4 separate regions of the Homo sapiens genome follow, and regions 2, 3 and 4 are each linked to region 1. The links are chromatin contacts, found by Hi-C or POLR2A ChIA-PET in ENCODE. All regions are on one chromosome and are shown on one strand. The core of a region is the stretch at or near the end of the contact, and the rest is flanking DNA. Distances in the headings are between cores, read along the strand shown. Region 1 overlaps CLIC5 (chloride intracellular channel 5). Region 2 overlaps RUNX2 (RUNX family transcription factor 2). Region 3 overlaps RUNX2 (RUNX family transcription factor 2). Region 4 has its middle 21 kb from the start of RUNX2-AS1.

What was found. A loop is a pair of places that touch in the nucleus more often than their neighbours do. ChIA-PET counts read pairs that join two places held with the same protein, here RNA polymerase II (POLR2A). Pooled maps may share reads with other maps.
Region 2: a loop to region 1 is called in a pooled map, with 14 times the contacts of the local background. The contact joins two enhancer-like sites. A Hi-C loop is called at or near these places in 8 of 37 single-sample maps with no recorded cell type and 11 of 50 pooled maps. POLR2A ChIA-PET finds 5 or more read pairs at or near these places in 2 of 52 experiments (activated CD4-positive, alpha-beta T cell and activated T-cell).
Region 3: a map of OCI-LY7 shows a loop between it and region 1 (2.2-fold over the local background). The contact joins two enhancer-like sites. A Hi-C loop is called at or near these places in 1 of 168 maps with a recorded cell type or tissue (OCI-LY7), 8 of 37 single-sample maps with no recorded cell type and 4 of 50 pooled maps.
Region 4: a loop to region 1 is called in a map of chondrocyte, with 2.4 times the contacts of the local background. The contact joins two enhancer-like sites. A Hi-C loop is called at or near these places in 1 of 168 maps with a recorded cell type or tissue (chondrocyte), 9 of 37 single-sample maps with no recorded cell type and 11 of 50 pooled maps. POLR2A ChIA-PET finds 5 or more read pairs at or near these places in 2 of 52 experiments (MCF 10A and activated T-cell).

What each region holds. Positions count from the first base shown.
Region 1 is chr6:45,919,695-45,925,303 of GRCh38, forward strand. The region is part of intron 4 of CLIC5 (chloride intracellular channel 5); the gene reads right to left. Among named protein-coding and RNA genes, the nearest start is that of CLIC5, 93 kb to the right of the region's middle. RefSeq lists an enhancer at 4,612-4,761. Within about 2 kb of position 3,242, at least 2 of the 41 ENCODE cell types and tissues checked have a DNase peak (open chromatin) inside an H3K27ac peak, as active enhancers do.
Region 2 is chr6:45,475,666-45,481,274 of GRCh38, forward strand. The region is part of intron 5 of RUNX2 (RUNX family transcription factor 2); the gene reads left to right. Among named protein-coding and RNA genes, the nearest start is that of RUNX2-AS1, 98 kb to the right of the region's middle. Within about 2 kb of position 2,271, at least 5 of the 41 ENCODE cell types and tissues checked have a DNase peak (open chromatin) inside an H3K27ac peak, as active enhancers do.
Region 3 is chr6:45,502,024-45,507,632 of GRCh38, forward strand. All of the region lies in intron 6 of RUNX2 (RUNX family transcription factor 2), which reads left to right. Among named protein-coding and RNA genes, the nearest start is that of RUNX2-AS1, 72 kb to the right of the region's middle. RefSeq lists an enhancer at 2,929-3,223. Within about 2 kb of position 3,113, at least 4 of the 41 ENCODE cell types and tissues checked have a DNase peak (open chromatin) inside an H3K27ac peak, as active enhancers do.
Region 4 is chr6:45,553,449-45,559,057 of GRCh38, forward strand. No RefSeq gene overlaps it. Among named protein-coding and RNA genes, the nearest start is that of RUNX2-AS1, 21 kb to the right of the region's middle. Within about 2 kb of position 2,888, at least 6 of the 41 ENCODE cell types and tissues checked have a DNase peak (open chromatin) inside an H3K27ac peak, as active enhancers do.

The sequences.
Region 1 (5,609 bases), core at 1,992-4,491:
AAAGAGTTTAGAACATCTTAGACAATAGGTTGGGTAAAAGTCTACTGTCTTGTTGAAAATGCTATTTTGAAGATCAAAAGCTGAATATTGAATTCTTTTTTCTGTCTTAGAGTTCCTTTTACAGAAATCCTAATCTCTCTGAGGTCAATGAATGCCTAGGGCAGATTAGAATCACGTACTCAGAGTGACAGAGAGAAAAAAATGTTCAATCGATTAGCTCTATTATAATTTAGGTGCAAAGCCCAGGATTTAAGCGCAGGGCTATTAGATTCTAAAACATAAACTCCTTCTACTCTGCAAGGCCACTTCTGGGTGCAAGGACTGTCCCATCACTCCTTGGGTATTCACGTGGCCTGACAGGTGCTGCAAAATGTTCTCATTCCCCTGACAAAAGAGGATGGGGTTCCCCTCATGACTCCCCCATGCCTTACCTTCCAACTAATTTGGTAACATATTTGTGTTCTGCTACCAGTGCTTGATTTCAGATATAATTCTTAGTACTTTCAGCGACCGTGATGAGGTCAAGAAGGAGTTTTCTCTGAGTAGAGGGGCAACCATGACCCATCACATCACTTTTCAACTCTGCCTGTACTAGGGGCCAGTGCTGTCACACGGGCTGTGTGACAATGAAACATCTGGTCAAAAAGTGAGAAATCCATTTGGATTTTTCCTAGGAGGAAAGAAATATCTAGATATTGAGAAATACCTGGAGCACTGAATGAAGTTTTTACTTTTCATCTTCTCATTTGAGATCATGTTGATATAACCAAAGGGTGCAAAAAAAGTACAGTGGTGGTTTGAGAAAGACCATGGCAGACGGAGATGTCTCTGGCCATCACATATTTTTGAAGAGAAAATACAAAGATGGCCACACTTGTTGACATTTGATAGTTTAAAACGTGAATGGTAACGTGATGGAAACAAAAAATAATAATAAGAAGAATATCACCACTTACTCATCTGTTGGAAGAAGAAGCCTTTCTTTCCACAGGCAGCTAGGACAAGAGGAAGAGACACTGAGAGAGATCAGATGGACTAGGCCAAAGATCCAGGAGCAAGCGGGATGTAGGAGCCCCAGCAGGGCCCAGGAGGATTGGGAGGGTGAGGAAAAGGGCAGGTGCAGGCCAAGCAGGCAGAAATGTAGATGCTGCTATAACGAGCTCAATTTTGAGGAGAGGCAAAGATATTCTAAGGGGATTTTGAGGATGTTCAGCTCTGTGATGGGCAGTGTAACCAATCCCCTCCCCCACCAGAAAACTTTACATAAAGATCTGCATTCATCTTTCAGGTTTTAGAAATGAGTCATGTAGCTTTTTTCTCAGTTGCCAAAGTCCTTAAAGAAAGAGAACAGTAGCCCAGTTACAGTTAGGTTATATGAGTATGAATGACCACACAAAGGCAAAATTATAAAGCAGGTGGAAACTGGGGTTTTCTCATCCGCAGTGACCTTTCTAGGACTCATGGCAGGTAAGGGGGGGCTGATTTTCAGGTCCCTTTGTCTTTTAAATAATGTCTACACCAGATTCTTAGACCACATGAAGTCAGAAATGGCAGCAAGGTTTTAGAAGATGGGAAGGGGACTTTCTATCAGGTCTGATGGGACGCTCTCTGCTGTGCCTGGGCCCTCTGGCTATGTTTGCATGTCACTGGTTTCATCAAGGAAGAAACAGAGAATCTGGGTCGAGTATGTCGGGGAGCCATGGCTTCTGATAACAAACACAGTAGCAGAGCAGCACATTCACTCTGCCATAAGAGATTTGGGTTTGAATCCTCAGTTATGCTTGTTCACAGGTTCACATCATCTAGTGTCTGGTGCAGAGTGAGACTTGATTAAAGTTAACTGCTATTATTATTATTACAGCTATAGAACTTGGGTTTATGAGAGGATGAAGGGGAAGAAGACACCGAGAGAAAGATGAGAGAAGAGATAGCTCAAGGCAGAAATTCAGTGTCTGAAGTGAAGTTTATCTGAACATCCTAGCATGTTCCAGGTCCAAGGAGAATCCTGGAGAGCTTGCAGGATGAAGCTTGCTCTTGACTTTCCTAACATGTTAGGGATCTAAAGTTGCCTGGAAGCATCTCTTTGGGTTTGGCTTTGCTCTCTCCAGGCCACATGGGTGTGTCACATTTTCTTAGTTTGACAGTTTAGAGAGTTCATGTCCACCTTTGGCACTGAACCAAGAACACTGGACTTGGCCTCATAGCCAGAGAGGAGGATGTTGTCAAATTGGCCCTGGGTGTGAACAACCCAGGGGCTCACATGGGGGAGGCAATTCCCAGGCCTCCGTTTCTAGGCACTGCTAAAAACAGGAAAGGCAGAAAGACAAACAGCGGTTTATGAGAAAGCAAAATGCAATGGCAACTTCAACAGATTCCCCACTGTTCCCTCGTGTGGCGTCAGCTGGGCTACAGAGAGTGTGCAGCACGTGGTGCCATGGGTATTATTTGTTTGTTCTAGAAAGAATTTCAGCCTCAGAGGGGAGGATGAATTAAATGACAAGCTCCTATAGTTCTTTCCAGTAAGAAGCCAGTAAATGATTCTTTATTTGAAAGATAGCGTTTAAGTCTTACAATTATGGTGGGTTGGGATATAGGACACTGTTGGTTGCCCACCCTCCTCTGTGGTGGGGAGAATGGGGTGTTTTCTGATGTATTTCCAAGGAATTCAGAAACTTTCTTAAGGAAGACACAGATTCTCCACATAGCTGCTTCCCCAAGCTCTATAGGGGATTCTTATAAAGAAGCATCTTTTTATTTAATACAGCTCCACAAATCACCCTTATATTTGGCGTATGTTCAGAAGTATTAGTACAACAACAAAATGCATATTTTTTTTAAAGGCAAGAGACTTTGGCCAGTATTTGGCTATGTTTAAAACACCAGCATGGTAAACATTTAGGACAACTTTAGCATGCCTTTAGTATAATATTTTCTTAAAGTATGAAGGGAGGTAGGGACTCCAGATCCAAATAATTTTCTAAACCTCTTAAAAGCCACAGTAGATTTGAAGAGAAAGATTATCACTTAGGTCTTCGAATTAAGTTTCCTTTTGTGTACTCATCTGTAGCATGTAAGCTGCCTGAATGTTTATTTATCAACAGGAGAAGGGAGGAAGAGAGAGAGAGAGAAAGAGAGAGAGATAGAGAGAGAGAGAGAGAGAGAGACTGACTGAATGTGGGAGGAAGCTGCAGAGCTAGCGAGCTCAGGAGTGATCAGGGGAGAAGTTCTGGTTAGGGAACCCGGCCCAGACTTTAGCCATGGGGCAGTGGCGACACCTTCTGGCTTATCCCTGAGCAAACAAACAAACAAACAAAAAACTCCCCAAAAACCTATTGTGTATTTTCCACAGAGAACATGTACGTGTGTTTTCTATTAGACTTTCCAGAAACTCATAAATGATTGTAGAACCCATCGTGCTAATAGAAAGTACGGCATAAATGCTGACGGAAGCTATTAATGCTGATTGTAGTTTATGTGGCCAAATGAATCAGGCTGAAATCTGTGAGTTTTTTTATGGTTACTTTATAACAGGTTATTTTTAAGTATCAGGCCATAGATTAGGTTTAATGCGGATGCTCACACACTTAGAATGAGCTGGTTAAGAGAGATTCTAACTTTATCAGTCATCCGTTCCAGCGTTTAGACCTAGAGATTTTTCTCAATTCTCCCTCCCCCAAAACACTTAGGCTGAAGTACATTCACCACATTTTGTCTTGTTTCATCCTCAAATAGCCACATCTTTTACATAAGAGCCATTCACAAACTTAAAAACTGCCTCTGTGCCACTGCAATGCTAGACTGAAATAATTACTGGATTTGGTGATTCTGTGAATATCCTACAAATTCTCTTCCAGTTGCCCATTCTTTTATTTGTTAAACAGGCATCTATTCGGTGCCCACTGTGGGCCAACTTTGTGCCCCTTTCCCCACATGGATTGCTGGGTGAGGACCCTGATGGGGAAGGTGGGAAGTGTTGAGTATATTTAAGGAAATACACATGGTAGTCATTCATTGAGTATTCATCGGATCGTGAACTGATTTGATCACCATTTCCTAAATGACACACTCTTGTTTAATTCAGCACTACATACATATTAAATAGTGGATTATATTAAATGTTAATATACGCAAGTCAAGAGCACAGATCATGGGACCAGCTGCCTGGGCTGGGGTCCTGACCCTGACACATACTAGCTTGGGCAGGTTGCTTAACCGGTGCTTGTTTCCTTCTCTGCAAAGTGGAGATCATAACATGGCATACCTTAGAGGGTTGCTGGGAGCAATAATTGAGTCATCACCTGCAGAGGGCTTAGTACAGTGCCCGGCATGCTGTAAGCAGTTGTTATGTACAATGTGTATGTGCAACGCATGATGATGCTGATGTATGAGAAACAAAGCATACAAAAAAAGCAACAAAAAATTCTTAGAGCTGCAAGAAAAAAGTGGCTCTTGCCTCTGGCTCTGCTCAGTAAACATCGTGCTTGACTCATCCTCTGCCCTGAAATGCTGACATGAACAGGGATATTCAGCTGTTCCTTTCATTCTGACTCTACAGCCAGAACCACAGTCCCCCAGCCGAAAGCCTTCATCATAACAGATGTGAAATGGGGCAACCTTAAAGGTTGGGGGTGACTGATACTTACACAGAATTCCCCAGATATGCTACAAGTACACCTGGACCTCCCTCCCCCTTGCTCAGAGCAGTTCCCTGGATACCCTAATGTGCCCCAGCAAAAATTACAGTTTGTGGGGAGAAGCTACCCATTGGATGTTTGAGTTGCACAGCTTTTACTACATGAGTCTTGCATCTCCTAAAGTTTGAAGTGTGTAGCAAATTAAATGTGCAATTTTATACTTCTGTTTCCTGAAATCTAGTAGGGGGTAAATGACTCAGATTTTTCCAGCACCAAAGGAGAATTTAAAATAGTGTGTCCTTTTTGGCAATGGCTAGGACAGGTATTTTCACCAGAGAGAGAAAAAATATCACCTTAACTTGAAAGTGAATATATAAGAATTGAATATACAAGAATTCAGTCTCCTTTTATTTGTTACTAGTAGAAGACAGAGCCCATATATATATATATTTTCAGGGTAGCAATGTGCCCTATCAAAAATACTCATCTTCCTAGATTCCCAGAATTTCAGCTACAGAAGGCCAAATAACCAAGTTCTGGCTAAAGAGATATCGGTAGAAATTAATCAATGGGCTTCTGGGAAAGATAAGATAGATGCGGCTGGCATTGTCTGGAATGCGGATGTGATGTTTGGGGGTGGAGCAACCATCCTGTGAAACAAGAATGAAAGTCACACACGAAAGATGGAGAATTAGGAGCTCTAAGCAGCAGCTCAATTCTCGACTTCTTTCAGCAACTACATTTGCCTGGAACTCTCTACTCTCTGGACTTCTTGTCATGTGAGAAAAGCAAATTCCTCTTAAGAAGTAAACATTTATCAAGAGTGCTTAGAACAGGGCATGGTTCATAGTAAAATGCTATATAGGTTTTGCTAATAAAATACATGTTTGCTTTAGCCACTGTAGTCAGGCTTCTATTACAAACAGCCAAACACAACATTTGCCAATATACATAGGTATTGCCAACATGCCAACA
Region 2 (5,609 bases), core at 1,021-3,520, 440 kb before region 1:
GCTGTACCACTACAATATGATAACGTTTTGCACATTCTAGATATTCAACTGATATGATTCAGTTGAACAAAGTAGATCAGGTATCTGAATTAGTCTTTTAAATACATATTGAAGTTTGTTTTCAGATTAGTGTTAAGGAATAACAATTTATACGGTGAACTGGTACATAAAATTATAGCCCTAGGGCCTGATCTTGAAATACTAGAAAATAAGCCCATTACAAAACGATGATAATCATGTTTTTTCAAGGGACATTCTAAATTGTTCTAGATTTTAGCAACCTCTGGTGTTCTGTTTTTTATAGGGAAAAGTAAGAGGTCCAAAAATCTTCAGGCCAACTTGGTGGCTCAGACTTTCTTTCTCAAGCCCTTTTATATGTGTTTATTAGTTAAGTTTGCAGCTCTATAAATGATATCATTTGTACTAGTTGCATTGGATCCCTGCCATTTCTCCATCCATAACAGATGGATTCTGTTCTTCCATTCCACTATACGTTGCTCAGGGTTTGTTACTTTCTGATAGACAACAGAAATGAGAATGCAGAAATGGGATGGAAAAGAGGGAGTGAGTCTGTTTTATTTTGTTTCCATATTTCTCCTAAGCTTACTGGAGTGGCAAATGGTAGGATAAGTGGTCAGCTATACTGCCCCATGAGATTCAAGGAGCCTTTGGGGAGGAAGGACCTTGCTCAGAAGATAGGCTGGGGAGGATGGTTAATTTTGGAGATTTTTGTTGTTGCTTCATGTTTTCTTTTGATTTCCCTCATCTTTGATGCTGACTCTGATGTTGGCTTTCCCTATATAATATTTGGACGAGAACAAATTTTGCCTACTCTCTGGCCTGTGCAAGTGACACATACAGAGCCATTGTCTGACTTGTGACTTGGCCCAGAAAGGGCTGATTGTCATGCAGTTGGGAGGGCTTTTAGACTGGGTAAAAAATTCTCCCATTTGTTTAAAATAACATGACTAAGATTGAACTCAGAAGACACTGTGCATGCATTTCTTTTCAAATTAGTGTTAAGAAATAAAAGTTTATACTGCGACCTGGTATATAAAATTATAGACCAGTCTAGGGCTCCATTTTGAAATATTAGAAAATAATACATCTTTGTATAAGAATACCTCTAATAGTATTTAGACATTTTTCCCTTCTAAATCTATCTTTCCCTTTAAATAATGAATATCATTAGAGGTATTCTTATGCAAGGATGTACAGGAAGCATTTAGAAATATGAATCTGAAGCTTGGTAGAAACTGGAAATGCATTTTCCATAGTCATAGGAACTTGAAGCCATTGGGATTGATGAGGCTGCATGAGGAATGGGTATGGAATGAATGAAGGAGAGTTATCCTTTTTACCATTGTGACCTAACTTTGTGTCCCTTGCCTGGACACAGACAAAGGTTCTCTTGCTAAGCTCCCCTGGGTCCCTGAAGCAGCAGAAGAGCAGATTCAGAACCGTTTCAGTGGCCACTGCATGGGTTGTCTCCGCCACTGGCTCCTCATCTTTCTCTTTCCTAGATCACTTTTTGTGTTCCTCTTCCTTGCCTAGCCACCCTAGGAGTGTTTGCTTCTCAGGGTTCCCTTTTAGACACTTTTCTCCACTCGTTCTGTACCCATTCCCTGAGTGTCCTCATTGACACTATTAACTTCGTGTTCCCATGACCACTGAAAATGCATCTTCAGTCTCTTCTGAACTTCAGACTGGTATTTCTAGGTTGCTTCCTGGGTGTCTGCACCTGAATATGTCCCATGGGTACTTCAAACTCATGGCCAACACAGCGTTAGGGATTCCCCACCTCTACTTCAACCAAACTTCTCTGCCCAAACATGAACCTCCTCCAGTTTTACCAGTTTTGAGTGCCCTACAGTTCACCCAGGTGACCAAACCAGAAACCTGAGACTCACCTTCTCTGCCTTACTTCTGACATCTAATTATTCCACTGTACTGTTGTCTGTACCTCTATTCTATGTCTCACATTCACTCCCTCAAATCTTTTAGTGCTGATTTAGCTTAGTATACTCTCTCAGTGTTTATCTTCTGACTTATAACGTAAAAACAATTTCCTAACTGGTTTTATGTCTCTAACTGCACTCCCTTCTAAATCTATCTTCCCCTGTAAGTAAAGCAATCTTCCTAAACTGTAAACCAATGCATGGCACACCCTTGCTTAAAATACTTCAGTGTCTCCCTGTTATTTGCAGGATGAAGTTCAGACTTGGTGGCACACTGACAAGGCCCTTCAGCATCTGCTCTGCCCAACTGCCTTCCACCCACACACCTGTGGCTGAGCTCCAGCGATGCCAAATTGCTTCACTCTATACTTTCTCATCTCGGTGTCTTTGCACCTGCTGTTCCTTCTGGTTGGAATGTTATCTTCTTCTGCATTTGCTTGACTAAATTCTACTCATTCTTTAAGTCTACTCAAACGCTGTCTCCTCTGGGAGCCCTTCCTGACTGCTCTTGAAAGTCAAGTATTTAATCTTTGGCTCCTCTTTGGTTTCCTTTTCATACTTTAATTATATTATTTATCACACTGCTGTAATTATTTGTTTTTATGATGCCTCCAGTATACCGTGAGCACCCTAGTTTAGCATAGTTCATGAAACATAATAATGCTTAGGATATTTTAATTGATAAGTGAAGATTACATTTGCATAGTGGTTTTACCTGTGTAGGACATTTTCACCTCTTATTACATTTTGTCCTGACGACATCCCTGTGTTGTAGATACTTTGTTTTTTTCTGACAGATGAGGAAGTTGAGTCATAGGAGGAAATTGAATCATAGAGATGATAGATATTTGCCTACAGCCTCACAACTAACTTAGTAGCAGAGCTAGGAATAGACTCCCAAGTTTTCCTGCTCCTTGTATAGTCAGGCCCAGAATTAGAAATGAGATTCTCCTTTTTAATCAGACACTGCCTTGGTCTTTTAACTATTCCATTAAGTTCACTAATTGTGTGTAAATGTGTGTGTGTGTGTGTGTGTGTGTATTTGTGGAACTCATAGTGACAGGTGAGGAATCCATAGCTTTATTGATTCTTAGGATTGCAAATTAGGTCACCTGTTATTTTACAGATGAGAAAATTCTGTACCTGAGAAGTTCACACTTGCTATTAGTAGCAGAACCCATGTCTCCTTTCAGTCACATGTTCTCTTTCATACTGCATTTTGGGCAGTCATCAATTCCATAGGACAGACTTTTTTTTTCTTTTCTTTTCTTTTCTTTTTATTTTAAGATGGAGTCTCTCTGTCGCCCAGGCTGGAGTGCAGTGGCACCATCTCGGCTCACTGCAACCTCCACCTCCTGGGTTCAAGCTGTTCTCCTGCCTCAGCCTCCAGAGTAGCTGAGATTAAGGTGCACGCAATAGGACAGACTTTCTGTGTTGAATTGCAAGGGTTGTTAGTAGGATTTGTTGAGACATTAGGCAAGTTAAATCTTGAGAAGAGCCCATCCTCTGAGCAGAAAGAATGCCATTCCTGAGAACATTCTCAATGAAAGGTCCATGAAAGAGATAGGACCCAGAAGAGAAAGAATTAAATGATAATATTCTTTCAGGGATTATCCCATTCTTCCAGATTGCATTACTTCTTTTCCAGTGAGCTTCATAGGTTCTTCGGTATGTATCATTTTGAACTAAAATGAAGGCATCTAATTAGGCTGAAGGATGAGAACTTCCTATTGCAAAGAAAGGTACGTTTCTATTGCAAAGAAAGGTATGCTTGTGATCAGAAGTGTTTGTGATGTCATGGGGCAGAGTATAAAGCATGTGGGGCCTTGAGAGGACGGTATCCCTAATTACCTGGATAGAGACATGGAACTAATGTTAGTAGTAACGCTGTTCCTCTGGCTGGATTATTCCTCTCTGTACACATAGGTATGCATATAATAGAGATAATATAAATTTATAACCACATATATGTACGTATATGTGGAAAAGGGAATATATTTCATATGGACCAAAGAAAAACATTTTGCCAAACTGTCATTATTGATTAAATAATTCAGCATGAAGCCAGCAGGCAGATATCCACAAAACTTAACACTACACTTGCTTTTGAAAAACAAAAAAAGGTTTTAAATGTAATCGCTCGAAGGATGTTTTTTAATATTAACCCACACCAACCTGCTTCCTTTGGCTTGAGAATAATACACTTTAAAAAAATCTGTTGTGCCTTGAAAAGAAGAGTAAAACTTGCTATCTTCTAACTCCATTTAACACTACATTTGATTCCTTTTTATATAACGATAACTTGATCCTACTCAAAATACTTGGCACCTTTAGTGACAGAGTGGCATGTAAGAACACTTTAACAGATTTGAATGTGAGTAAACTCCAGTAGTTCTGAAATGAAGAGGTAGAGTTTTCAGTTCCTTATTCAGAGTTCACAGAAGATAAGAATACTGGGATTAACACAATAGACTCCCCTTCATTACACCTGGCTGAATAAAGCAATTATCTGTCTATCAAGACTAGCAACTTGTGCAACAGCATTAAGAAAGAGTGGATGGATAGGTGGATAAACGCTATTCCATTGGAAAGCGGTGCTGATATATGAGGTAATCCTTTGAGTTTAACTTGTAAAAACAGTTTTATTTTGGAGTTTATATCATGTTACTCTTGCAGCTTAGAGAGAAATGATTTTTCAAAATATTGTTGACTGCATTTTTCAGTTCTTTACCCATCTGAATTTTATTAGGGGGGTTATTTCAAAGACGTCTCTTGTTTAATCATGTTTAAACAATCTGTTTAAGACCTGTTGTGTAGATATAAACACAATAGTCCTTTAATGTCGTAAAACAGACTTCTGACAGACATAGCACGTAACAGACATGCATCCATTATTGCTTAAGCTGCTGTTCCTTCCATGCCTGACCTGAGAGGGTAACCACAGAGCTCAGCTGAAAGCGTTCACTGGTTAGAAGACACTGACATGTGCCTATGCACTGTATTAATGTCTAGCAAGCAGAGAATTGCAGAGCAGCATACAATTGAAAAGGTCTTAGACTAGATTAAAACTAAGTACCTTAAATCTGTTTTAATGGCTGTGTTTACATCTCCTTCTTCTTCATTCCTTTAAAAAAAGTAATCAGGTTTTGCAGGCGTTAAGAAAACCACCTCTTCTTGCCAGCTGGACTAGGTCCAGTTTAAGCAAGAAATTCTCCGCCTCCTTTTTTCTGTCTTTTTCTTTTTTCTTCCTCTGTGATCTTCTCTGCCATTCAGCACAGCAAGACCAGGCTGTGGGAGTTGGCTGACTTTTTCTTTGGTTATTACTTTTTAACATTTTCTTCCTGTTACAGAAATGAGAAAATTGAGAATGATGTTCTGCTGCTGCAGCAGTGAATGTCAAGAGAGGAGCCCTTTGCCTTTTTAATTACATCTGTGTAGTGTTTCTTTTTGCTTAAAACACTCTGTCTCTCTGTTTCTCTGTCTCTGTCTCTGTCTCACTCTCTGTCTCACATAAAATATGCACAAAACCTTAATAATGAAAGAGAAATAGAAAGGATCGCATGCTAAGGAAATTGAGCCAGGATCCAGGAATTGCGTGACAGTCTGTTTGTAGGCTAGTTGTCACTGCACTCTTTGAAGAATAATGCCATC
Region 3 (5,609 bases), core at 1,863-4,362, 420 kb before region 1:
GTAATCCCAGAGAGCAAAACTAAGATTAGTAGTGATTGGAGTTATAGGGAGGCATATTTTACTTAATCTAAGGAAAAACTTTTTAGACCCTGCTCCATCAAGAAGCAGCCCCTTGAGTACTAGTTACCTACATTTTTGCCATGTTGTGGGATGTCATTTATCTTGGAGCAGAGACTTGAATTCATCTAAAGCAGCACACTGCTCTCCCTTATCTCCTCACTTCTCTTGGGCCTTAATTTCCTCTTATGCACGTTTGTTCTGCTCTTTCTATGTAAGATCATCCTTTTTGATAGGGAAGATTAAATCAAAATAGGGTTCGGTAATTTTCCTTTCTAACTTTCATTAATAAAAATTATGCCTATTGTTCTTGAACTTTGGCACATAATCACATCACCTGGGGAGCTTGTTAAACATACAGATGCCCAGGTTCTACCGCTGAATTAGAAGGTGTGAGGTGGAGCCGGCCCAAATCACTCCCAGCTGTAGGCCCAAGGCAGGCCTATTACTCAAGGCTCACCTTACCCATCCAGAACTCATCCTGATCCAGCCTGAGGCCATCTCAGGAGCCTCGCCCCCGTGATCAGCTGATGTGTGGAGGCAGCTAAGAGCCCGAAGCCTGAGTGCAGCCCCTGGACTCCACCCCTGTGTCCATTCCAGCTGTTGTTTTCTCTCCACACCCTTTCCTGCACGCCTGGTCCTAGACTGGACTTCTGCCCTGTTTCTTTTAGGATGCTGCCAGAGGGAGATTTTAAAAATGCATGTCTGATTATGTCACTCTATACCTAAACATCTTCTAAGGTGACCTATTGCATTTAGGATAAAGATTAAAATGTCTAGCATGGCCCAGCAGGGTCAGCACAGCCTGGCTCCTCCCTGCCTGCTCTCCATTCTCATCTCACAATATTTTGAAACTTTTTCACAATGTTCTAAACACAGGCCTTCTATCAAGTACATAAAAAAATGATATTGCCTTCTTCCCAGGAACTGGACACGGGCCTAAAGCCCTCTTAACCTCCCTTACTCATCTTCTAGACTTATGCTTGTCATTCAGGTCTTGGCTTGATCTTTACTACCTTAGAGAAGCTTTCCCTGATGCTCAATGTGGTTGGAGTTCCCATTTTATGGTACCATGAACATCTCTTTTTCAGCATTTACCATAGTTATATGATTATTTGATTAATGCCTGTCTCTCCTACCCAACTGTAAAACTCCATGGGACCAGGGATTAGGTCATAAAACTCCATAGCACCAGGGATTAGGTCTATTTTTATTCAACATTAATATTCCAAGTGCCTACACAATACCAGAGTAGATACCTGATACATATTTTTTTGAATGAATGAATGAGAGACAATTACTAGAACGATGGATATAATCATCCATGTGACATCAGGTATCACCATGCCTGGGGACCTTCTGTAATACCCCGACTGCCCATATCTGATTTCCTGGATGTTGACATCAGCCTGATTTGAACCTGAATTTACCACACCCAGTTCAATACTATGATTCGAACTAAGGGCCACTCTCCCTTGCCAGCATCACATCTCAGTGGCATTTCAAGTTCTTGTCCCACCCTTTTGTATCTCATTTCTCTCCCTCTTCTAGCTTTGCCGTTGAGATTCAGGATATGCCAAGGCTGAGAGGCCAGGACAGGTATGACATGTGGTATAGCCTCTTTCTTCTTCTATTAGATTTTTTTAAAACAAGAAATGCCTGTCCTTTTCTGTAAGACAGTTATGATCCCTATCTAGCAAAAGTTGGTGATACATAAGAGTGCTTCTCATCACCTTGTCTTAACAATGCAACTTCCTTCTGGTTTTTCTTTTAACATTTTATTACAGGATATGATATCTTAGGCCATACATATCGTTTTTCATTCTCTTCTCTGCTTATTGTCTTCTAAGTTTACTAATTCTCTCTTCTCCCATTGTTTGTGTTGTAATATAACCTATGGTCATGCCTGGTGTACCCTACATAGCCTCCAGTTTTAACCAGTTTGCTGCTTTTTTTTCTCAGATTTCATTTTTAGACTCTGTCACTCGGGTCTGTCTCCTGCTGGATGATTCTGGTAGCCACCAGATCAGTTGGAGAAGGCCCTTGGTGGGGACAAGGGGGGTCCGCACCTTGCTCTTGGGGCTTCTCAGCAGACATGAGCCAGATGCTCTGTGATGGGAGGCGCTGCATTGTCAGCTACCTTTCATAGCCACCCCAAGTCAGCTCTGCATGGCTTCAGTCATTTCTGATGCAGTTACAGTCTCCAGAAAGGACTGAGGGTTGGGAGCTCACTCTTCTGAGTGGTTAGCATCATAGCATTTTGTATCTGGAAAACATCTTAGAGATAACCCACCCATTCCCATGTTACAGGTGAAAACAGTGAGACTCAGAGGCCATAAATTATTCGTCCAAGCCTGCACAGTTAGTGCCAGAGCCTCCAGTCTAGGGCTCTTCCTATGCTTGGAGGAGGCCATTTGTTTGTAAACAGTTTCCTGTTAGTCAAGAGAACCAGAAATGAGTGAAGAAAGCTCATTCTAAAATTCCAGTCTTGCTGACAGGGTTATTAGAAAAGACATAGAATTTAACATTTCATATTTAGTGTAGATTGTTTTGAAATGGGAATCTCTGTATGTATGAATGTGTATATGTATAAGTGTGAGTATGTCTGTATTATGAATGACAGTAATATGACAGAAATAGTTTAAGATAGGAAATGGCAAATCTGCTCCTCTGTGTTAGGATGATTGACCCTGGTAGCAATTAAGAGGCATAGTTCTAAGCCAGTAGACTCTGTATATCATTTTTGACACCCCAGTTTTCTCAAGAAATATTTGAGGTTTACACAGCCTGATTTGAGTACTGTTTAGGGGGAAAATGGGTGGAGAATAAGGGGTGGGATTGTGGGGATCTTTGATTATACCTTGTTGCCCCAATACGGCAGGTACTCCCTGCAGACAGCTTTGGCAGAATCACTGGCTGCCATGGTGTCCTGTTACACAGAAGCCTGCTGGCCGCAGGAACAGGAAATAGCCTTTTGTATGCGGGTTCAGGCTTTGCTCCCATTGACTTGTTTCCTCCCGTCTGCATCAAGTTCAGCACCCTGTCCCTGGTGTGCCTTGTTGTGAGCAATTCCTAGGAAAGCAGATCCTCCTTCACACCCACACATGTTTAACCAAAGTGTTTACAAAAGGAGCCTTGCTAATAGCAGCTGCCTTGTTTCCAGCATACCTTTGGGCTTTCAGAAAGCTCTCTGCCTGCTCTGCTGCCCCCACTCAAACTTACTCATTCAGAAGAGAATTGGATATGTTTTCCCGGAGTCAGTTCATTTTCCTGGGATGCCTTTTTTTTTTTTTTTTCTTTTCTGCCTTCCTCCCTTCTCAATATAACTCCAAGTGTTTAGGGTTCAATTATGCAGATGCGAAATTTGGCTTTTTAGTCATTTGAAAGTATGGAGACTCCTAGAGCTCATGACTCTTCTATATCACTGTAGGAAGTGCATAGCCACCCCCTTTTTGTTCCCCATACCAGTGATTGTACTTCAGAAGCTGTGGTCCTGCTCAAAAAAGACTGTTTGCTTTCCTCATCTCCACAGGTTTACATAAAGGGTTGTCTCCATTTTTGCCTGATGAAAGGCAACTTGAGACAGAGGAACCACCCCTCTCCCAACTAGCATTTTTGAGCACCCCCTGGGTACGGTTTTGCCTTCTGTGCTTTTATGTTTTGTGGTTTATAGGATGGAAAGCAGATGCAACCACTCTCCAAGAAGTCTAAGCTGAAGGAACACCACCCTAGAAGGAGAACTTATAAAATCGATTCTGACATTGGTGCTCCATGGTTCCTTTCCATCTTTAGAGCGTTTTTAAAAACACAATTCCATGCTTGTGACAGACTTTGCCTCGGTTGAAACACATGCTGAAGGGATTCCTTATGACAGATGACTGGTTCCTTTTTACGGCTTTCAGTGGCTTCTACCTTAGACAGAAAAAGAGAAATTAACCTGAACTCTTAATAGCTAGATTTGGTCTACTCTCACGGAGGAAACCATGATTGCTTCTGAAAATGTGTTGTTGCAGATCTGAGGGGTCCAATAAATAGCCTTCCCTTTATTCCTGGTGGTGGTTCTTAGTGTGCTTTCTCGGCCCTGGGGACCCCTTTCTTCCTGGGTTCATCCTCAGGGCCCGCAGGAGCAGCCCTGGTCCTCTGCTTTGTTCTCTTCTCTCGCATGTAGTCATTTTGATCAATCACATCCTGTCTGTGAGTACAGCAGACCCATCAGATAGGAAAGACCTGATTTTCTCTCTCAAGTTTATGTTACAGGTCAGATTTGATTACCACTTCCCTCTAAGACCCCCTATTTTAGGTGGCAGGAGAGAAGTTGGTGGAGAAATAAGAGTGGAGTCATCTTTAGTGATACGTAGTGCCTCAGATTTCCCAAGCACTCAAGAGTGAGTGCATAAAAACCCAACACCAGAGGGTTGTTCATATATCATATCCATATAAAAACATGTCAATTTGTTGAATTTCTCTAATATAGTAATTAAAATAATATTGATACTGTTTCTGAAGATTGCCATATAAAAAGAATGAATTATAGTTTTTAAAAAAACATAAAAATATTTAAAGTTCAACAACAGTTTTGTTGTTGTTGTTGTTGAGACAAAGTCTCGCTCTGTCGCCCAGGCTGGAGTACAGTGGCGTGACTCAGTGCCTCCCAGGCTCAAATGATCCTCCCTCCTCAGCCTCTAGAGTAGCTGGGACCACAGGCATGTTTCACTGCACCCGGATAATTTTTGTATTTTTTTGTAGAGGTGGGGTTTCACCGTCTCTACAAAAGCCTGTTACCCAGGCTGGTCTCCAACTCCTGGGCTCAAGTGATCCACCCAACTTGGCCTTCCAAAGTACTGAGATTCCAGGCCTGAGCCACCGTGCCTGGCAACAGTTTTCTTTCCTTTTTTTTTTTTTGGAAACTTTCTGTGACATAGCATTGATTTAGCCCCCGAAAACTTGTAGGTAGTTCATGGCTTTGAGGTGACACTCTGGCTGACCTATAACTGCAGTCAGCCAGGGTGTCACCTTAAGGCCATGATTAAAAGTCAAGGATATTTGTGTTTATGCTGGAGTGTTAGGACATGGTTCTTCCCTCCATGTTTCTGTAGATTTGAAAAGACACACCATCCAATATAACTCTGGGTGAGGCAGGGTGACGGATGGATTATCCTTGCTCTGTGGGACCTGAGGCTGAGATAAAGACAGTTTCTTGTTTGTCGTTAATTAGTAGGTTTGTCTCAGAGCTAGGCCTTGTATCTTTCCTATTAGTAACTTTAGGATTGACTGATGATGCCTGAAAAACATCTATCACCTGTTCTGACTCATCCAATTTGAGAGTAAATCTCAGAAGTCTCAGGTTTCTTCAGGAAGTTGAGTTCAGAAATTGTTTATGAGATCAGGTTAAGGTGACTTTCCTCTACTATAAGCACTAATAATTGTCCATAAAAAGCAAATATGTTGTAATCATGTATTTATGACAGGATTATATTTTCTTGGTGATTGCGCATTTAGGAAGTGAAGACATTTTACAGCCATTTTTTTCCCCACTAAAAGATTGAAAAGGT
Region 4 (5,609 bases), core at 1,638-4,137, 370 kb before region 1:
CTGGGAATCAGGCTTACACCCTAGGCCTATGCACCCCAGGTATACTCCAAATTGCTCCCAACCCTTCTCGGCTCTTCCATTGTCTCTCTCCTCTGGCCCGGAAAAGGTGCTAAGAAAGGCCAGGTAGGAACCAGTATGTGGAGAGCTGATACTCTTGATTTAAACTCTGGGTTCTGAGCAAAGGCAAGGGAGTCTTTCCTTCCTCACCACCATTGCTGTGGACCCTGAGAAGCCTCTTTGTGTCTTCTTAGGGGCTTCTCAGCGGTAACTACTCAATCAGGAGGCCTTGGAAAGGAAATTTTAAAAAGTTATGAATCAAAACTTACCAAGGAAAAGGATCCAGTGAAGACGCAAAGGGTAATACACCAGGGATGTGTGTGTGTGGGCGTGTGTGTGGTGTATGTGTGTGTGTGTGTGGGGTGTATGTATGTGTGTGTATATGTGTCTGTGGTGCATGTGTGTATGTGTATTTATGTGTGTGGTGCATGTGTGTATGTGTGTGGTGTGTATGTGCACGTATATGTATATGTGTGTGTATATGTGTATACGGGTGTGTGGTGTGTGTCTATGTGTGTATGTGTGCATGTGTGGTGTGTGTATGTGTGTATATGTGTGTGGTGTGTGTGTGGTGTGTATGTGTGTGGTGTGTGTGTGCATGTGTATGTGTGTGTGTGGTGTGTGTATGTGTGTGTGGTGTGTATGTGTGGTGTGTGTGTGCATGTGTATGTGTGTGTATATGTGTGTGGTGTGTGTGCATGTGTATGTATGTGCATGTGTGTGTATATGTGTGGTGCATGTGTATGTGTCTGTGTGTGGTGTGGTGTATGTGTGTATGTGTGTATATGTGTATGCACACACAGGTATGTGTGTGCCTGAAGGGAGGGAAGGAGGAGGGTGAAGTTTGGAAAGGGTACCTGAACAGCCACCCACTCAGAGAAAGATGGGGCTCACCACCCCTGCACATGTACTCAGGAGACACAGTGTTTCTTGGCCTCAGTTTTTTATTTCTGCAAATTCTTCAAAAAAAAAAAAAAGTACTGCCTTTATCCCACAAGTGATAAAGAAACAATTACTTGTCTTCAAATAGGTTACTGGGACAAGGGACACTGGATGCTCCTTGATATGTCAATTAAGGGAGCAGGGAGAAGCTAACATTTAAGGAGTTTTTAGTAATTTTTGTAAAGCTATTATTCAAAAGTTTGTGACTCAATCCAGCCCTGCTATTCAGATATGCTCAGCCATTTGGGAAGCAGAGGGATCAAATTTCTGGAAACACATTTAACATTTACCAAAATGTCTTTTAATTCGTTTCTTATTATCTTGTTGCATTGATGTCAGGCCACTTAGTGGGGTTTTCTGCAAAACTTGCTTCCTGTTTTAGCACTGCAAACATAGCTCACTTCTTGATTGCTATCTATTCTTTCCAGGTCATTCTGTCCCACTCTGTAGCCAATAAAAAGGGAAGAATTTCCCCCACCTGCTATTCTTATAAAGAAATCAAGGACATAGAGCAAAATACTTTTAACAAAAAGGCAAAATTCTTCCACATAAGCCCTTCAGGGAGTAGCTCTTGGAGCAGTAACATTAAATGGGACCAGAACACAAAAGCGCACAGGCTCATGTGGCCTTAGGAAATTTCTCTGGGAGGACCAAAAGTACTAGAGTTAACCCGAATGTGGAAAATGGAAATAGGATAGAGTGAGCTTCGTGGAATTAGAGATACAGTATATAATGGCAGAAACTAAGGGTGTTTTTGAGAGATGGGAATGCCAAGAACACCCGAAACACAATTGGATGATGGATTGATAGAAAAGTACAAATTTATTTAAAAGCAGCAAAAAGCAGATAACAAAATCACATGACATGTAGAATTGTGGCACGATTAATAAAACAGTGTTAGGATTTAAATCACCTTCGACATCCTCTCTTTCCTAAACCAAGTCACCTATGTATCCTAACTCCATCTATCTCCAGCAGTGAAATAGTTGGACCAATTTCATTTTCTGTTTCTCTGTGAGTTTCCCTTCATTCTTCTGCCCCCAAATGAGAGGAGCGTTTTGTGGGATCATTATTTATCCCAGAAATGCTTCAGCCTGATTTTGTTCTCCCTAACCATCATTTAGTATTTAAAATCCTAGAAATCACAATGACTTTACTCTTTTTTAGTAGAGTGCTTAAAGAGTCTTTGTGTGTGTAGATTTGGGGGCGTAGAACATTTGGCTCCTTACAGAAATCTTATTTATGGCTTCACAGATGAGAAATACAGAGATTATTATTGAATACGATTCTCAACCACACCTTCTGGAGCACAAACTGTGAGCTCAGGTTGTGCAGGGAAAGATTGGTGAACCAACCGTCATTCCTCGTGGGCATGAGAGGGAGAGAAGGATCCAAGGAGAAAGCAAGTTTGAACTTCAGCAAGGAGTTAAGTGGTTAATAGGAACTCAGTTTTTTTTTTTATTGGCTAATAAAACCTCTCAGCGTTTTTCATATTATATGGTCCCTTCAGGCTCCTAGCCCAATGGCTTAAAAAAAGGGAAAGACAAAAACAACAACAAAAAGCTGGAGCCTAAATACCAATGCAGTCCCAGTCTTGTTTACTTTTTCATTTCCGCAGTTGTAAAAAAAAAAAAAAAAATTCCTCTGGTAGTTCAACTTTATCATAGGAATTGCAGGAACGGACCGGTGTTTGAACAACTCCAGTCATTCCTGCCTCCCAGTGAAAGGAAAAAATATGCTCTGCCTGTGTGTGCCTGTTTCAGAAAAAAAGTTGACCACGCTGCAAGTGATGGATGCATCAGGAAATCTTAAAATGAAAGCAGGGGTGGAAGGAGGGAGCGCAGATATTGAACTGAAACACATCTCTGGAATCCTGAATGCAAATGATCTCTGTCCTTTTATTGCCAGTGGTGCTGTTCTCCCAACAGAGCAGGATGTTCTTGTTTTTAATAATAGCCAGGCCAGATGCTAAATTCGCCTCAGCAACATGCTGTATAAGTGAGAAGGCAAACAGCTGATTCCTGTTAAGACGAACACCAGGAGAATAAGCCAGAAAGTATGAGAATTCTCTGGAGGTTTTTGCTTTGTAAACCCCTGTTTGGCAGAAAGATCACAGAATCTGAACTGAAAACACAGTGTGTCCCCTGCACCCGTTCCTCGGCGGAGCTGCTTGCTGGGGGCCTTTAAGCCTCTCGCCTTCGCCATCCAGCCCTTTTCTAAGCTGTCCAGAAGACGAGCTTACAGGTTTCCCAAGAGGGAAAGTCGGAAGCCCTGAGTCCTTTGACTTTTAATGACTGTAGAAAAATACTCATCAATAGGAGGATTTTTTTTTTTACTTGTTCCTTGCAGTAAAAAATAGCGAAATCCTGAACACGAGCCAGTATTTTTAAATGGCATCTTTGTTCCATCTTTTTCACTACCTTCTTCCCCCTGTCAGAGTCCATCAAATCCCTCAGATACTATTCCTTTCAGAATAAGCCACACATGCAAGATGCTGCTTTCTTCTTTCCCAGGGAGCTGCCAGAGCCTGTGTGGTGTTCTGTGCGGCTGGGCTGACCAGATCAGACAGTGACCAGGCTGCACGCCGCTGCTAGCTCATGCCACCTCCAAATGCTGCCCTGAAGGCCCTTCCTGGAGAGCAGGGGTACCCTGTGGAAGGGGTCTGCAGAGTGTTGTCTTCCAGTCATTCCTGGGGGCTTTGCTTCCAAGGCCTGCAGGAAAGTGAGCGAGAGAAGAAGGGGATGTTAGGAGGAGGTTGAGAAGCTCGCCCCAAAAATAAGTTCCCCAAAGACCCCTTTCATTACCTTTCCTGTTCATATCATCCTCCTAAACCCTCATACTTTCTCTCTCCAATTGCCACATCCTCCCCTGAAATGCAGAAAGTGCACATTATCCTTTCTATTTTTTCCTCCCTAGCTGTCCTTGAAGTTCACTTGGCCTTGATCTCACTAGTATGAACATCCTGGGGGGAAAGGAATGGGAGCCAAAGATGATTTTCCTCCTTCCCTACTTAGGATGGCACTGAAGCCCATTGTTTTAATGTCTTTTTGAGGAAAATTCAGATTTGGTACCAGTAGCATGATCACATATGTACCTGGCACTTTTCTTAATGTTTCACGTGCCTTATCTTAATCTTCCCAGCAACTTATGAAGAAGTTAGTACTGTGTTTATCCCCATTTTACTGATAGGAAAACTGAGGTTCAGACTTGTCCAAGGTTATACAGCTATTAAGACTCAAGTCTAGATCTGCTTGATACCAGAGACTATGTTCCTAAGCTCAAACTTTGGGCACAATCTCTGTATCATCTGTATAATGGAGGTTATGAGAAGTAAATGAATTAATGAGATCTAAAAATGCCCAGCAGAGTGTGTGGCACATAATAGATGTAAACTAGATGGTACGTTTTATTATTGTTGATAATAATTAAGATTGTTTTTAAAAGCATAAATAAAATGTTCAATTAGTTGGAATCACAATAGAGCTGAAGCCAGAAGTGGAAGATTTTTAAAAAATGCTATTTTAACATTTTTAAAAATGTTGCTCTTTGACAGAGGTTTTTTTCCTATATATTTTATAAACTATTTTTCTACTGAACATTAAGGTTCAGGCTGTTACAACAGCCATTAGTCCATTTCATTAAGGTTAAGTTTGGCAATTGGCTTGCTATGGGCTTCTTCCCTAGGGAACCCGGAGATATCGTATCACGTAAACCATGAATGGAATACATCAACACCTTCAGAACAAGAATGTTGACCTTACCCCCATCCCAATCCTCAATCTGTAGTCTCTTCCAAGGTTTTCCATGTAGGTATGTTGTGTTTTGTGTGAACAATGTCACTGAAAATGTTATTATTGCACTTAATTTGGCAGCATTGGCTTCATCTAACTAGAAAGAGACCCGAGCCAAGAAATTCCTGTCAACTTCAACCCTTACCTTTCTATGAATGGCTCTGGGGTCCTCCTTGCAATCTGACAAAGGGGCACTACCCAGTTCCCTCACATCTGAAGTGGAACCCCTGATCTGGGCAAGGCTTTGTGTTGGTGTGCAGAAGCCTGGAGGAGCCCAGGGATGGGGCACGACCGTTTCTTGCCCTAAATGATTTAAATCACTTTGAATGAATAGGTAGGCTTCTCTCCAAGTATCTTAAAGTATCTTGCAGACTATTTTCTTAAATCTATATGGAAAAAAATATTATATTTTACTGAAAGTCCAGATAATAGAAATTATCTCTCTCCCTCTCACACTCTCTCCCTTCTTTTCTTTCTTCTCTTTGAAAATATTTATTGAACAGCTACTATAGGCAGACCAATATGTTGGAAGGCTTGCCGTCATTAAGAAGCGTATTGGAAAGCATGTCTGTTCAACTTAATCCATTTCAGTAAAAGAGGTTTTTGTCATGCCATTCTTTATTTTAAGCAAATTCATGAATTCTTGAGATTGCAAAAAACAGATATTAAAAGTAGTAATTAGTTTATAGAGAGAATTTAGACAGTTTTGATTTCTGTTTATAGCCAGTTTCATTTTCCATTTCTCATTTCCTAAAGCAAACACTCAAATATTTGTAAGGTACTTGGCATCTATATTTAGTCACACAAGACTTTCATTCC